2 separate regions of the Homo sapiens genome follow, and region 2 is linked to region 1. Evidence: chromatin contacts called from ENCODE Hi-C data. All regions are on one chromosome and are shown on one strand. Each heading gives the region's core, a stretch centred on a gene start or an enhancer-like site at or near the end of the contact. The rest is flanking DNA. Distances are from core to core; before and after follow the strand shown. Region 1 overlaps POM121C (POM121 transmembrane nucleoporin C). Region 2 holds the start of POM121C (POM121 transmembrane nucleoporin C).

Region 1 (6,834 bases), core at 4,335-6,834:
GCTGGGATTATAGGTGTGAACCACTGCGCCTGGCCTTTTTTTTTTTTTTTTTCTGTTTCTGTTGGGTGATGGGAGCTTGGAGCTGTCTACTCTGCCCTTTTGCTGATATCAGTCCTCAATTATATTTTAAAGAGATTTAAATAATAAGGAAAAACAGGCACATATAAATATATGTAGTTACCATTTTCAATGCCTTTCATTCCTTTGTGTAGATCCAGATTTCCATTTGGTATTTTTCTTCTGCCTGAAGGACATCCGTTAACATTTCTTACTGTGTTTGTTGGTGATGAATTCTTTCAGCTTTTTATTTATTTGTTTGAGACAGAGTCTCGCTCTGTTACCCAGGCTGGAATGCAGTGGCACAATTATGGCTCACTGGAGCCTCGACCTCCCAGGCTCAAGGAAACCCCCAGGCTCAAGTGAACCTCCCAGCTCAGCCTCCCAAGTAACTGAGACTCCAGGCATGTGCCACTACGCTTAGCTAATTTTTGTGTTTTGTTTGTTTGTTTGGTTGGTTTTTTTTTTTTTTTTGAGACGGAGTCTAGCTCTGTCGCCCAGGCTGGAGTGCAGTGGCGCGATCTCGGCTCACTGCAAGCTCCACCTCCTGGGTTCACACCATTCTCCTGCCTCAGCCTCCCGAGCAGCTGGGACTACAGGCGCCTGCCACCACGCCTGGTTAATTTTTTTGTATTTTTAGTAGAGACGGGGTTTCACCGTGTTAGCCAGGATGGTCTCGATCTCCTGACCTCGTGATCCGCCTGCCTCGGCCTCCCAAAGTGCTGGGATTACAGGCGTGAGCCACTGCTCCTGGCCTAATTTTTGTTTTTTTTTTTAGAGACAGGGTCTCACTATGTTGCCCAGGCTGTTCTCGAACTCTGGGGCTCAAGCAATCTGCCCAGCTCAGCCTCTCAAAGTGTCTCCCAGCTTTTATGTGTCTGAAAATATGTTTATTTAACTTTCTTAAAATATATTTTCATTGGGCATAAAATTCTAGGTTTGCAGTTTTTGCCTTCAGCACTTTAAAGATCAAGTTGCACTGCTGTTGTCTCTCACTTGCACTATTTCTGGCAAGAAATTTGGTATCATTCTTATCTTTGTTCCTGTGTAAAATAACATGTACTATTTTCCCAGCTGCCTTCAGGATTTGATCTATATCATTGGTTTTGAGCAATTTGATTATGTGATTTGTTACAGTTTTCTTTGTATTTCTTGTACTTGACATTGAGCTTCAGGTCTGTGGGTTTATATTTTTCATTACATTTGGAAAATTTTTGGCCATTATTTCTTCTAATATTTTTCCATATCTCAACTTTGTAAACATATGGGATATAGTTAAAATTAATGTTAATGTCTTTCTCTGTTCATTTTAATATGTGTCAGTTTGGGGTTGGTTTGGATCAAAATAAGGATTGATTGGTTGTTATTATGGGCTGTGTTTTCTTGCTTATTTATATGCCTAGTAATAGGATGCCAGGATGCCAGACATTGGAGATTTTACCTTGTTGAGTAATGGTCATTTTTTTTTTTTTTTTTTTTTTTTTTTTTTTGAGACGGAGTCTCGCTCTGTTGCCCAGGCTGGAGTGCAGTGGCGCCATATCGGCTAACTGCAAGCTCCGCCTCCCGGGTTCACGCCATTCTCTTGCCTCAGCCTCCCGAGTAGCTGGGACTACAGGCGCCCGCCACCATGCCTGGCTAATTTTTTGTATTTTAATAGAGATGGCGTTTCACCGTGGTAGCCAGGATGGTCTCGATCTCCTGACCTCATGATCCACCCACCTCGGCCCCCCAAAGTGCTGGGATTACAGGCGTGAGCCACCGCGCCCAGCCAATTTTTTATTCCTATATACATTTTCTTGAGCTTTGTTTTGGGATGTATTTAAGATCATTGGAAAGTTGGATCCTTTCAGGTCTTGTTTTGATGATTCATTAGGTGGGTCCAAAGCAATGCTCAATCTAAGACTGATTCTTTCCCATTCCTGGGGTGCTTGAGTACTCCACACAGAGCCCTATAAATTGTGAGTTTTTCCAGTCTGATTTGTGGCGACCCCCATCTCTACAAAAAAATAAAGAGGCTGGGCACAGTGGCTCATGCCTATAATCCCAGTACTTTGAGAGGCTGAGGCAGGCAGATCACCTGAGGTCAGCAGTTTGAGACCAGCCTGTCCAACATGGTGAAACCCAGTCTCTACTAAAAATACAAAAATGTAGCCAGGTGTGGTGGTGGGTGCCTATAATCCCAGCTACTCCACTGAGGCTGAGGCAGGAGAATCGCTTGAACCTGGGAGGCAGAGGTTGCAGTGAGCTGAGATCGCACCACTACACTCCAACCTGGGCGACAAGAGCAACACGCCATCTCAAAAAATAAAAATAAGTAAATAAATAAAAGACCATCTCATCCAGAAATGCCTTTATAGATACACCCATAAATAAATGTTTAACCAAGTATCTGTGCACCCCATGGTCCCTTCAAGTTGACACATGAAATTACCCATCACTCCAGCCTTCAGCCGTGGGTTTGCGTCATGCATAGATTTCTAGAACTCCCTCTTTGCATAGTGCCCTCCTTTCTTTTTTCTGCCCCATTTCTCTGCCATTTCAGCTGTCTCAGCCTGATCTCTGCCTCCTCATCTCTGCCTCTTCAGCCCAGCGGGATCTCCCTACTGTGCTCAGACTCCAGCTCTCTGCACTGCAGTTGGGAAACGATCCCCAGGTAGAGGAACTAGGTGACTTTGGGGCTCATCTCACAAGTTTCCTTACACTTAGGGATCAGTCTTTTGCTTCCTGTTGTCCTCTGCCTGAAAGTAGTTGCCAAGTTGTACTGTTTTATATATCCACCACAGCATGAGTTAAACCAAAGTCTGGATCAGCAGACTGCCAGATTTTTTTTTAACAAATTTATTAATCAATACATTTTGTCCATGTCTACAGTTGTTTATGGTGGGAGGACTAACCTGCAGCTGGAAGGATTAATTTTCAGCTGCTTTATAGTATTTTATTATATGAATTATACCAGTTTGCCCATCCTTGTGTTGATAGACATTACCCATGAAGTGTGTTCACATTGTCTGTGATACAAATAATGCTTCAGTGACTATCTACCCAGAATGGGATTGCGGGTTTATAGGATACATACTTCTTCACCCTTATTTTTTACTAGTTATTGCCAAATTGCTTTCCAAATTGTACTGTTTCATATATCCACAACGGCATGAGTTCTGTTTGTTTCACATCCATGCTAAGACTTGATCTTGTTAAATTAATTTTTCTAGTGTATAAATGAGTGCAAAATATTGTTAGTCTTTCCTAGATTACTAGTGAGGTTAAATGTATATGTGTATGTACGTATATGCACATATGTATATATTATTAGGTATTTGTGTTTCCCATTCGATAGCTTTTTTATATCAATTGTCCTTTTTAAAAATTGGGTCATCTTTTTGTTATTGATTCTTTGGAGTTCTTTATAAATTCTACTTATGAATCCTCTTTTGGTTATATGTGTTACGTTGTTTTTCCCAGTCTTGGCTTGTCTTTTAGATGTGTATCTTGTCTTTTCCCATACAGAAGTGTTAACTTTTTGTGTGTGTGTGATCTCACTCTGTTGCCCAGGCTGGAGTGCAGTGGTGCGATCTCAGCTCAGTGCAACCTCTGCCTTCTGGGTTCAAGCGATTCTCCAGCCTCAGCCTCCTGAGTAGTACTACAGGCACATGCCACCACACCAGGCAAATTTTTGTGTTTTTTTTTAGTAGAGACTGGGTTTTACCATGTTGCCTAGGCTGGTCTCGAACTCCTGAGCTCAAAGCAATCCACCAGCCTCGTCTCCAAATGTGCTAGATTATGTGTAAGCCATCACTCCCGGCCCAGAAGTACTAACTTTTAATGTAGTCATATTTATCTATATTTCCTACATGACTTGTGCCCTTTGTGTATTCATCTCTTTACCTCTAAACACAGGAGTGCCCCGAGGGCTCAGGCTATGGACCTCTCTATTTACATTAATTCTCAGTCATCTTGCTTGGTTTCAGGAGATCTGTACCCTGACGGCTTTTATGTGTAGCTCCTCCACTTAACTCCAGCCACACACAATAGTTCAAAGAGCCCCTACTGACCTAGACACTATGTTTCTTCTTCCCCTGTTACCCAGGTTTCTTGAGTAGGGAGTCTGCAGTCACTGCCTCCATTTCTTCACCTTCCAGTCACTGTTCAACCCAGGGCAGCCTGGCTTTTGTCCCACTAGTCTACTGATACTGAGATTTTTTTCTTAAGCAACACAGTCCCCCCTCCGCCCCCCCCCCCCTTTTTTTTTCAAATTAAGTCTTATGTGAAGTCACAGTATATTAAATAGAAGAATTACTTTGGCACTGGGTTGGGGAGGATCTGGAACCCAAACTGCACCTTCTTCTCATCTCTCTGAGTTGCCCCAGAGGCATCTATACCTTTCCAACTTTTCTATCCCCAAAACACCCTAATCTCCAGCGATACTGAACAATTCCATCTCTGGACTTCTGCACAGTGCTCCTTCATCTTCCTTGAACCTGCCAGACCTCTCAGCTCCAGGAGCACTTCCCTGCCTTCCTTCCCCTTTATCACAACTTTTTTTTTTTTTTTTTTTTTTTGAGATGGACTCGCTCTGTCGTCCAGGCTGGAGTGTGCAGTGGCATGATCTCGGCTCACTGCAACCTCCACCTCCCGGACTCAAGCAATTCTCCTGTCTCAGCCTCCCGAGTAGCTGGGACTACAGGCACGCGCCACCATGCCCAGCTAATTTTTGTATTTTTAGTAGAGACGGGGTTTCACCATATTGGTCAGGCCGGTCTTGAACTCCTGACCTCAGGTGATCCGCCCGCCTCCGCCTTCGAAGTGCTGGGAATACAGGCATGAGCCACTGCGTCTGGCCTCTTTTTTTGTTCCCGTTATCACACTGATAACATTGAATTGCAATCTTTTACTTACACATCTTCCTTACTAAACAGAGCTTATAAAGATCAGAGATCCTCTATTTTCCCCCTTAATCTCTTTAATGTATATAAACAATGGAATGAATAAATCAATGAATGAATGTCTGAGGAAACTTAACTACACCAAAGTGTATTGGCAGACTACCAGACTTTTTAAACAGCTTTATTAAGATATAATTCACAAACCATACAGTTCATAGGGTGGTGCAACCGCCAACACAATCTAATTTTAAACTATGTTTATGCTGCTACGAGAAAGCCTATACCCATAAGCAGTCATTTTCTATTCCCCACCCCCAAACCCACTCCTTAGCCCTAGGCAACCACTAATCTACTTTCTCAGACCGATAACTTTAGCATAGGTATAAATCGATCACAGAGCCTCAAAATCCACCCGATATCTGGGCCATGATGTGAAATTTGGTAGGTAATCGTCCCACGTTATCAACTTGTAAAGTAGAAATGGAAGTGGGGGGGAAAACTCAGCCGCCAGTGGCGTTTGTGAAAAGCACCTGGTAACAGGCTGTGCTGGAGGGGAGTTCAGCCCCTAGAAAAGATCACGGATTAGGAATTACATAAGCATAGGTCTCGGGTCCTTTTATTTTGGACGCGATCCTTTCACGGGATCGCCTCCGGATGGGAGCCGGATGGGATCCCGGACGGGATCGTCTCGCTGGGAGCCATGCAGGAAACCGCAAGAGTCAGAAACAGGCGTTGAAGGCAGGCAGCATTTTCCAAAACAGCTGTGTCTCGGGAGCTGCCGGGCTGTAGCGTCTCCCCGAGTCGCGCGCGCATGACGTGGCGGGCGCGCGATGACGCGACGCGTGGCGCGGTGCACGCTGGGATATTTAAGTCTCCTCCGCGGCGCGGAGCCGCGATGTCTCCGGCGGCTGCGGCGGCTGGAGCAGGCGAGCGGCGGCGGCCGATAGCGAGTGTCAGGGACGGCCGGGGCCGGGGCTGCGGCGGGCCGGCCGGGGCGGCGCTTCTCGGCCTGTCGCTGGTCGGCCTCCTACTGTACCTCGTGCCTGCTGCGGCTGCGCTGGCCTGGCTGGCCGTGGGGACTACCGCGGCCTGGTGGGGACTGAGCCGCGAGCCCCGAGGTTCGCGCCCCTTGTCCTCCTTCGTTCAGAAGGCGCGACATCGGCGAACACTGTTCGCTTCGCCTCCGGCCAAGTCGACAGCCAACGGAAACCTCCTAGAGCCGCGGACCCTGCTCGAAGGACCTGACCCTGCCGAACTGCTCCTCATGGGCAGTTACCTGGGCAAGCCCGGGCCGCCGCAGCCCGCCCCCGCTCCGGAGGGCCAGGACCTGCGGAATAGGCCTGGCCGCCGCCCACCCGCCCGCCCGGCGCCGCGCTCCACACCGCCCTCCCAGCCGACCCATCGCGTTCACCACTTTTACCCCTCTCTCCCCACTCCTCTTCTCCGACCCTCCGGGAGGCCTTCCCCACGGTGAGATGCGCTGATTTTCCCAGATCATCCTCTGGCTCGGCTGGCTTGAAATCGAGGACTTGACTTTTAAATCCGATTTGCATTTTCATCAAATCCGAAGGGAATTGTGTGTGGTTTTGCCCTCCTTAACACCTTGGTGTGTGCCAGCCGTCTCCTGGCCTCTGACTCTTGCTTGGTGTGAGATGTGTTGCCAAAACGATTCCCTTCTTTCCAGTTCTAAAAACTCCCCGAATTTTAGTGCAGTCTAGATTTAGTCTAGATTTAGATTTTCCCTCTCAAATTGTTGCAATCCATTGTTGAGACAGCTGTTAAGCAGCTGTCACTCTCTGCTCTTAGATGGAATAGGGGAAAGTTGCCATAAAAACAACGTGTTCTGTGTTGCGTAGAAAGAGATTTAAGTTCTTTGGAAAATGTCTTAACTGGT
Region 2 (6,357 bases), core at 2,139-4,638, 43 kb before region 1:
GCCAGGCGCGGTGGCTCACACCTGTAATCCCAGCACTCTGGGGGAGGCCGAGACGGGCGGATCACTTGAAGCCACACAGAAATCGAAAGAAGGAGTTTGAGTCCAGCCTGGCCAGTATGGCGAAACTCTGTCTCTACTAAAATACAAATATTAGCTGGGCATGATGGCACATGTCTGTAATTCCAGCTACTTGGGAGGCTTAGGCACGAGAATCACTTGAACCCAGGAGGTGGAGGTTACAGTGAGCCAAGAAGATCACACCACTACACTCCAGCCTGGATGACAGAATGAGACCCTGTCTCAAAAAAAACAAAACAAAAAAAACTGCATAGCAAGTCCTTTTGCATGAGGATGAGTTACTATTTATCTTGAGAGCGTGTATGCAATGGATTGTATCTGCCAGGCTATATAAAAAGGACGCTTTGGCCGGGCGCCATAGCTCACGCCTATAATCCCAGCACTTTGGGAGGCCTAGGCGGGCGAATTACGAGGTCAGGATTTCGAGACCATCCTAGCTAACATAACGAAACCCCATCTCTACTAAAAATACAAAAAATTAGCCAGGTGTGGTGGCTCGCGCCTGTAGTCTCAGTTACTTGGGAGGCTGAGGCAGGAGAATCCCTTAAACTGGGGAGGCAGAGGTTGCAGTGAGTCGAGATCGCACCACTGCACTCCAGCCTGGGCGACAGAACAAGATTTTGTCTCAAAAAAAAAAAAAAAAAAAAAAAAGGAGGGTTTATTTCTCTTTGCATCTCATTAATGGATCACCTGTGATGGGCATCACAGTCTGGTTTAATGCTTATTCAATAATAAAATTGTTTTCTTTATTTTCTGAATTTGTGGAGAGAATATTCTAGGTTAACAGAATAATCTATTTATTTACTTATTTATCTTGAGATGGAGTCTTGCTCTGTCTCCCAGGCTGGAGTGCAGTGGCCTGATCTCGGCTCACTGCAATCTCTGCCTCCCAGGTTCAAGTGATTCCCCTGCCTCAGCCTCCCAAGTATCTGGGACTACAGGCACGCACCACCGCACCCGGCTAATTTTTTGTGTTTTAGTAGAGACGGGGTTTCACCATGTTGGCCAGGATGGTCTTGATTTCCTGACCTCATGATCCGCCGGCCTCGGCCTCCCAAAGTGCTGGGATTACAGGCGTGAGCCACTGCACCTGGCTTCAGAAGAATTTATTTTTAGTCTTTTCCTTACCAGTTTTTATGAAACAACTGGGCAAGAACACTGTTAGATTTCACCAAAAAATTGTGATGAATCATTGTCTTTATGATCCCATTTTTGAAAATTGACATTTTAATTGTAAACCAAAAATAAAATTCTAAGCCCCCACAACTGACTCAGTGGACTCCCCTGTTGGCCAACAGGATCCAAAATAAACATGGAAAACTAATTTAGGTCATGATGGGAAGGAGGGGGTTGGATATGCCTTGTCATAATTCTCCTCCCGTCAGAGTTTAGGCACAGCTGACCAACATTATGATCTCTATTAGAATAGACATCATAGGACTGACAAAACAGGCTCTTTTTATCAGTAAGATACCCATCTCCAACCAGACTCTGATATAGCATCACATGACAGATAGCAGTCCCTGAAGTAAATCACAGTATTTTACCCCATAACATATTTTCTTTGACAAACTTTAAAATAGTCCTGCAAAGCCATCTCTTTGGGGGAAATTTGCATTCTGTAGAGAATCTCTTTGCCTTACAGAAAAGACTCCAGGTCTTTTCTGGAGAGTCTGACACCTTTTAAGATCCAATAAGAGATATTTATCATCTATTCTCTCTGAAGCCTGTTCTGAGGCTTCACCTACATAACAAGAACCTTGGTTTCCACAATCCCCCTTATCTTAACTCAAACTTTTCCTTCTTTTTTTTCCCTCCCTCTTTTTCCTTCCTTCCTCTCTCTCTTTTTCTCTCTCTCTCTTTCTTTTCTTCTCTGTTGCCCAAGCTGGAATGCAGTGGTGCCATCATGGCTCACTGTAGCCTCAACTTCCCAGGCTCAAGCGATCCTCCCATCTCAGCCTCCTGAGTAGCTGAGTCTACAGGCATGCACCACCACACCTGGATAATTATTTTTTTTTTTGTAGAAGTGGGGGTCTCGCTGTGTTGCCCAGGCTGTCCTTGAACTCCTGGCCTCAAGGGATCCTCCCAGCTCACCCTCCCAAAATGCTGGGAATACAGGCATGAGCCACCGCAATGGCCCATTTCTTTATGTAGTCTTCCAGCTGTTCAGCCAACACTTAACTCTGAACCAACTGCCAGTCTTTCAATCTACTAGTGACCTGAAAGCCTTTCCTGGCTGACCCAACATATACTTCCCATGTATTGATTTATGTCTTTGCCTGTAACTACTGTCTCCCTAAGATGCATAAAACCAAGCTGTAACCCAACTACTTTGGGCTCACGTTCTCAGGACCCCCTGAGGCTGTGTCACCAGCCATGGTCACTCAAATAGGAGGCCCAGAATAAAACTCTTTATAGACTTTGACTCTTTTTGGTCAACATAACCTAACCCTAAACATAATCCTCCTGGGGAAGGTAGGATCACAGGTATCTCTTCCTCGTTCAGTTTGTGTGTGTATGTCCTTATTTCTCTACGGTTTTTAGGCATTCGCTGTGTGATCTAGAAAAGCTATGGAGTCTCGCTTTGTCGCCAGGATGGAGTGCAGTGGCGTGATCTCGGCTCACTGCAACCTCCACCTCCCAGGTTCAAGTGATTCTCCTGCCTTAGCCTCCCGAGTAGCTGGGATTACAGGCACGCGCCACCACGCCCAGCTAATTTTTGTATTTTTAGTAGAGACAGGGTTTCATCATGTTGGCCAGGATGATCTCTATCTCTTGACCTCGCGATCTGCCCGCCTCGGCCTCCCAAAGTGCTGGGATTACAGGCTTGAGCCACTGCGCCCAGCTACAAATTCTATTTTCTTTTTGTTCCTTGGAAAGCATCGCTGGGCATTTATCCTGTCCCAGTATTTGAGTGAAACTTCTCAGCATTTCAGAGCAGTGACCATGATACACCCTTTCCTTTCCTTCTCCTTATGGGAAACTCCGTTCTAACCCAGAGGACTTGGGCTCCAGGACCCAGTAACGGAGCCCTGGATTTGACCCTAAAAGGGAGTAAAGACAAAGGTGAAGTTCAGTCCGGGGTTCAGGGCTGCCAAAGCTCATAGCCTGGAGCTTCTTAACCTTTAGGCAGGGTAGAGACATTTAAGACGGCCCCAAAACTGGGGGAGCGCGTAGGCTCCTGGGAAATAGAGTCCGTTACTTGTCCTGGGACCCGCGGTGGGTGTCCCGGGAGGCGGACTTCCGGTGCACTCCTGCGCTTGTGCACCTCTCCCTGCGTGCGTGTTCGCACATGCGCGCCACCTCCGCACTGCCCTCGCTTCCTGTGCCTCTTCAGGTCATCGCTTGCTCTCGTTCCCAGGCTTTGGCTTCTAGTGGACGAGAATCACCGAGTCTGCGGGGCTGGATGCTGACCGCCCGGACCAGCACCTAGGCGGGCGGGAGCTGTGCGGCCCAGGGTTCGCGCGGGCCGGGTAGAGGCTCGAGCTGGGACCCCCGAGCGTGAACCCCGGAGCCGGCGGCGCTGGGGCCAGAGGGGCCGGGAGCCCCAGGGAGGCGGATCTGGGCCCCGAGAAGGACACCCGCCTGGATTTGCCCCGTAGGCCCGGCCCGGGCCCCTCGGGAGCAGAACAGCCTTGGTGAGGTGGACAGGAGGGGACCTCGCGAGCAGACGCGCGCGCCAGCGACAGCAGCCCGCCCCGGCCTCTCGGGAGCCGTGGGGCAGAGGCTGCGGAGCCCCAGGAGGGTAAGTCTTGGGTTTTTGGGCCCGGAGCGAGAAGGGCCTGGGTGAAGTCACCTTGTGTTGGGGACCTTTGAGTGTGGGGCAGAGGGAGGGTCCCGATTGCTTGCCGGAGAGACATGTGTTGGGTTTGAGGGCAGGGTCCGGCTGCACCGAACAGGTGCTGCATGGGAAGATCTGGGAGGACGAGGCTTACGGAGGCGTGGAGGGTGTCACCACCCTCAGCTGCGGACGTCGTCTCCACTCCCCGCTAACCCCTAACAGTCCTTCCTCCTCCTCTCCGTGCTCCAGATTTCGACCGCCTCTAAACGTCCGTCAGCACTTCTATTCTCTCACTTAAGTGTCTGCTGATCCCCCCCCTTAGACCTGCCCTGGGAGAATCGTAGTAATGCAGGAACAGTCTGCAGGGATTCTCTGCTGCTGCCTCAGTTGCTAGGGGAAGAGACTGGGCCTTAGGTGGGTGACTTGACCAGGTCACCGGCTTTGTGGGTAGAGCTGCTCATAGTAGAACCCAGGAGACTTATCTCCCAGGCCAGTGTTCTTTCTCCCGTATCCTAGTTTTCTTAATAGAAGATTATTAGGTGCAGCAATAACCAAGTTCAGTTAGATAATTTAGAAACAAAACCATATTTTATACACATTCATTTCATTTCTGAGAGCTCACATACTCAATTCCTATGGCTTATTTTATTTTAAGCAGTTTAAAGAGACAATAAGAAAATGCGGGCGGGATGCAGTGGCTCACACCTGTAATCCGAGCATTTTGCGGGGCTAGGGCAAGAGTATCCCTTGAGACCAGGAGTTAGAGACCAGCCTAGACAACATGGGGACACCCTGACTACAAAAAATACAAAAGTCGCCAGGCATGCTGGGATGCATCTGTGGTCCCAGCTACTCAGGAGGCTGAAGTGGGAGGATGGATGGAGCCCAGGAGGTCGAGGCTGCAGAGAGCCGTGAATGCACCACTGCACTCCAGCCTGGGTGGCAGATTGAGACCCTGTCTCAACCAACAAACCACAAAAAACATGAGCCGTATAATGGGAATTTTTTTTCTTTTTGCGCCTTGTATTTGATGATGATGGCAGACTATTTGTAAAAGGAGTCATGTTACCCATGAGAGTCTAACTCATCTAATTACTACCTGATTATCTTAGAGTTACAGGCGCATGCTTCCCCTATCACTCTTTTTTTTTTTTTTTTTTTTTTTGAGACAGTGTCTCTCACCCAGTCTGGAATGCAACAGCGTGGTCTCGGCTCACTGCAACTTCCACCTCCCAGGTTCAAAGGATTCTCGTGCCTCAGCCTCCTGAGTAGCTGGGACTACAGGCATGTGACTCTATGCCTGGCTAATTTTTTTTGTTATTTTTAAGTAGAGACGGGGTTTTGCCATGTTGGCCCAGGCAGGCGGATCACTTGAGGCCAGAATTTGAGACCAGCCTGGCCAACATGGTGAAACCCTGTATCACTCTTTTAGACCCTTCTGAGTGTTTGCAGGTTGAGTGTTCACAGGGTGTTAGCCTATTGAGCTTTCTTTTGCGGTTCTTATGCAGGTGATTTCTGCCTTTGCAGGCCGGAGCCCTCATGACTTCAGTGACCTGCTTCTGCCCCTCTAGGTCTATCAGCCACAGTCTCTGCATGTTTCCAAGAGCAGCAGAAAATGAACACATTGCAGGTGAGTTTTCCTGCTTGTGTATATGTTCCTCAACTTTATTTTATGATGCATTTTAAGAGGTTTGTAAGGATTCATACTTTTTTTTTTCTTTTTTTTGAGATGGAGTCTTGCTCTGTTGCCCAGGCTGCAGTGCAGTGGCATGATCTCGCTTCACTGCAACCTCCACCTCCTGGGTTCAAGTGATTCTCCTGCCTCAGCCTCCTGAGTAGCAGGGATTACAGGCGTGGGCCACCATGCCCAGCTAATTTTTTGTATTTTTAGAAGAGATGGGGTTTCACTATGTTGGCCAGGTTGGTCTCAAACTCCTGACCTCAGGTGATCCTCCCGCCTCAGCCTCCCAAAGTGCTGGGATTACAGGCATGAGCCACCGAGCCCAGCCAGGATTCATACTTTAAAATGGGAATGTGGAAATAGACATTATCCTGTAAAATATAGTTAGTGTGGCAGATCAGCACCAAAAATGATTTGTGAAGCTTGTATGTATGGGTAGTATATTTTAAGGCTGTTGAAATTGAGCCGCACCTAGGACTGATACTCTTGGCAGTCATCACAAAAGGAAAATGCCATCTGTATTAGTCCATTCTCACACTGCTATAGAGAAATAACCAAGACTGGGTAATTTATAAAGAAAAGAGGTTTAATTGGCTCACGTCTGCAGGCTCTATCATAGGAAGCGTGGCTGAGGAGTCCTCAGGAAACTTACAGTCAAGTGAAAGGTGAAGGGAAAGTGGGTGCATCTTCCATCACCAGAGCAGGAGGAAGAGGGAACATTGGGGATTACAATTGAACATGAGATTTGGGAGGCGACACACACCGAAACCATATCACCATCCATGACATCGTTTGCATTGATTATAAGGAGAAACCA

What was found. A loop is a pair of places that touch in the nucleus more often than their neighbours do. Pooled maps may share reads with other maps.
Region 2: a loop to region 1 is called in a pooled map, with 2.8 times the contacts of the local background. The contact joins the promoter of POM121C here to the enhancer-like site in region 1. A Hi-C loop is called at or near these places in 1 of 50 pooled maps.

The regions. Positions count from the first base shown.
Region 1 is chr7:75,441,721-75,448,554 of GRCh38, reverse strand. The region is part of intron 3 of POM121C (POM121 transmembrane nucleoporin C); the gene reads left to right. Among named protein-coding and RNA genes, the nearest start is that of POM121C, 41 kb to the left of the region's middle. RefSeq lists a silencer at 5,788-6,087. Within about 2 kb of position 5,584, at least 13 of the 41 ENCODE cell types and tissues checked have a DNase peak (open chromatin) inside an H3K27ac peak, as active enhancers do.
Region 2 is chr7:75,483,330-75,489,686 of GRCh38, reverse strand. POM121C (POM121 transmembrane nucleoporin C) reads left to right here and starts at 3,388. Exons shown (of 15, transcript NM_001099415.3): 1 at 3,388-3,823. RefSeq lists silencers at 3,481-3,630, 3,651-3,720 and enhancers at 3,164-3,663, 4,001-4,080.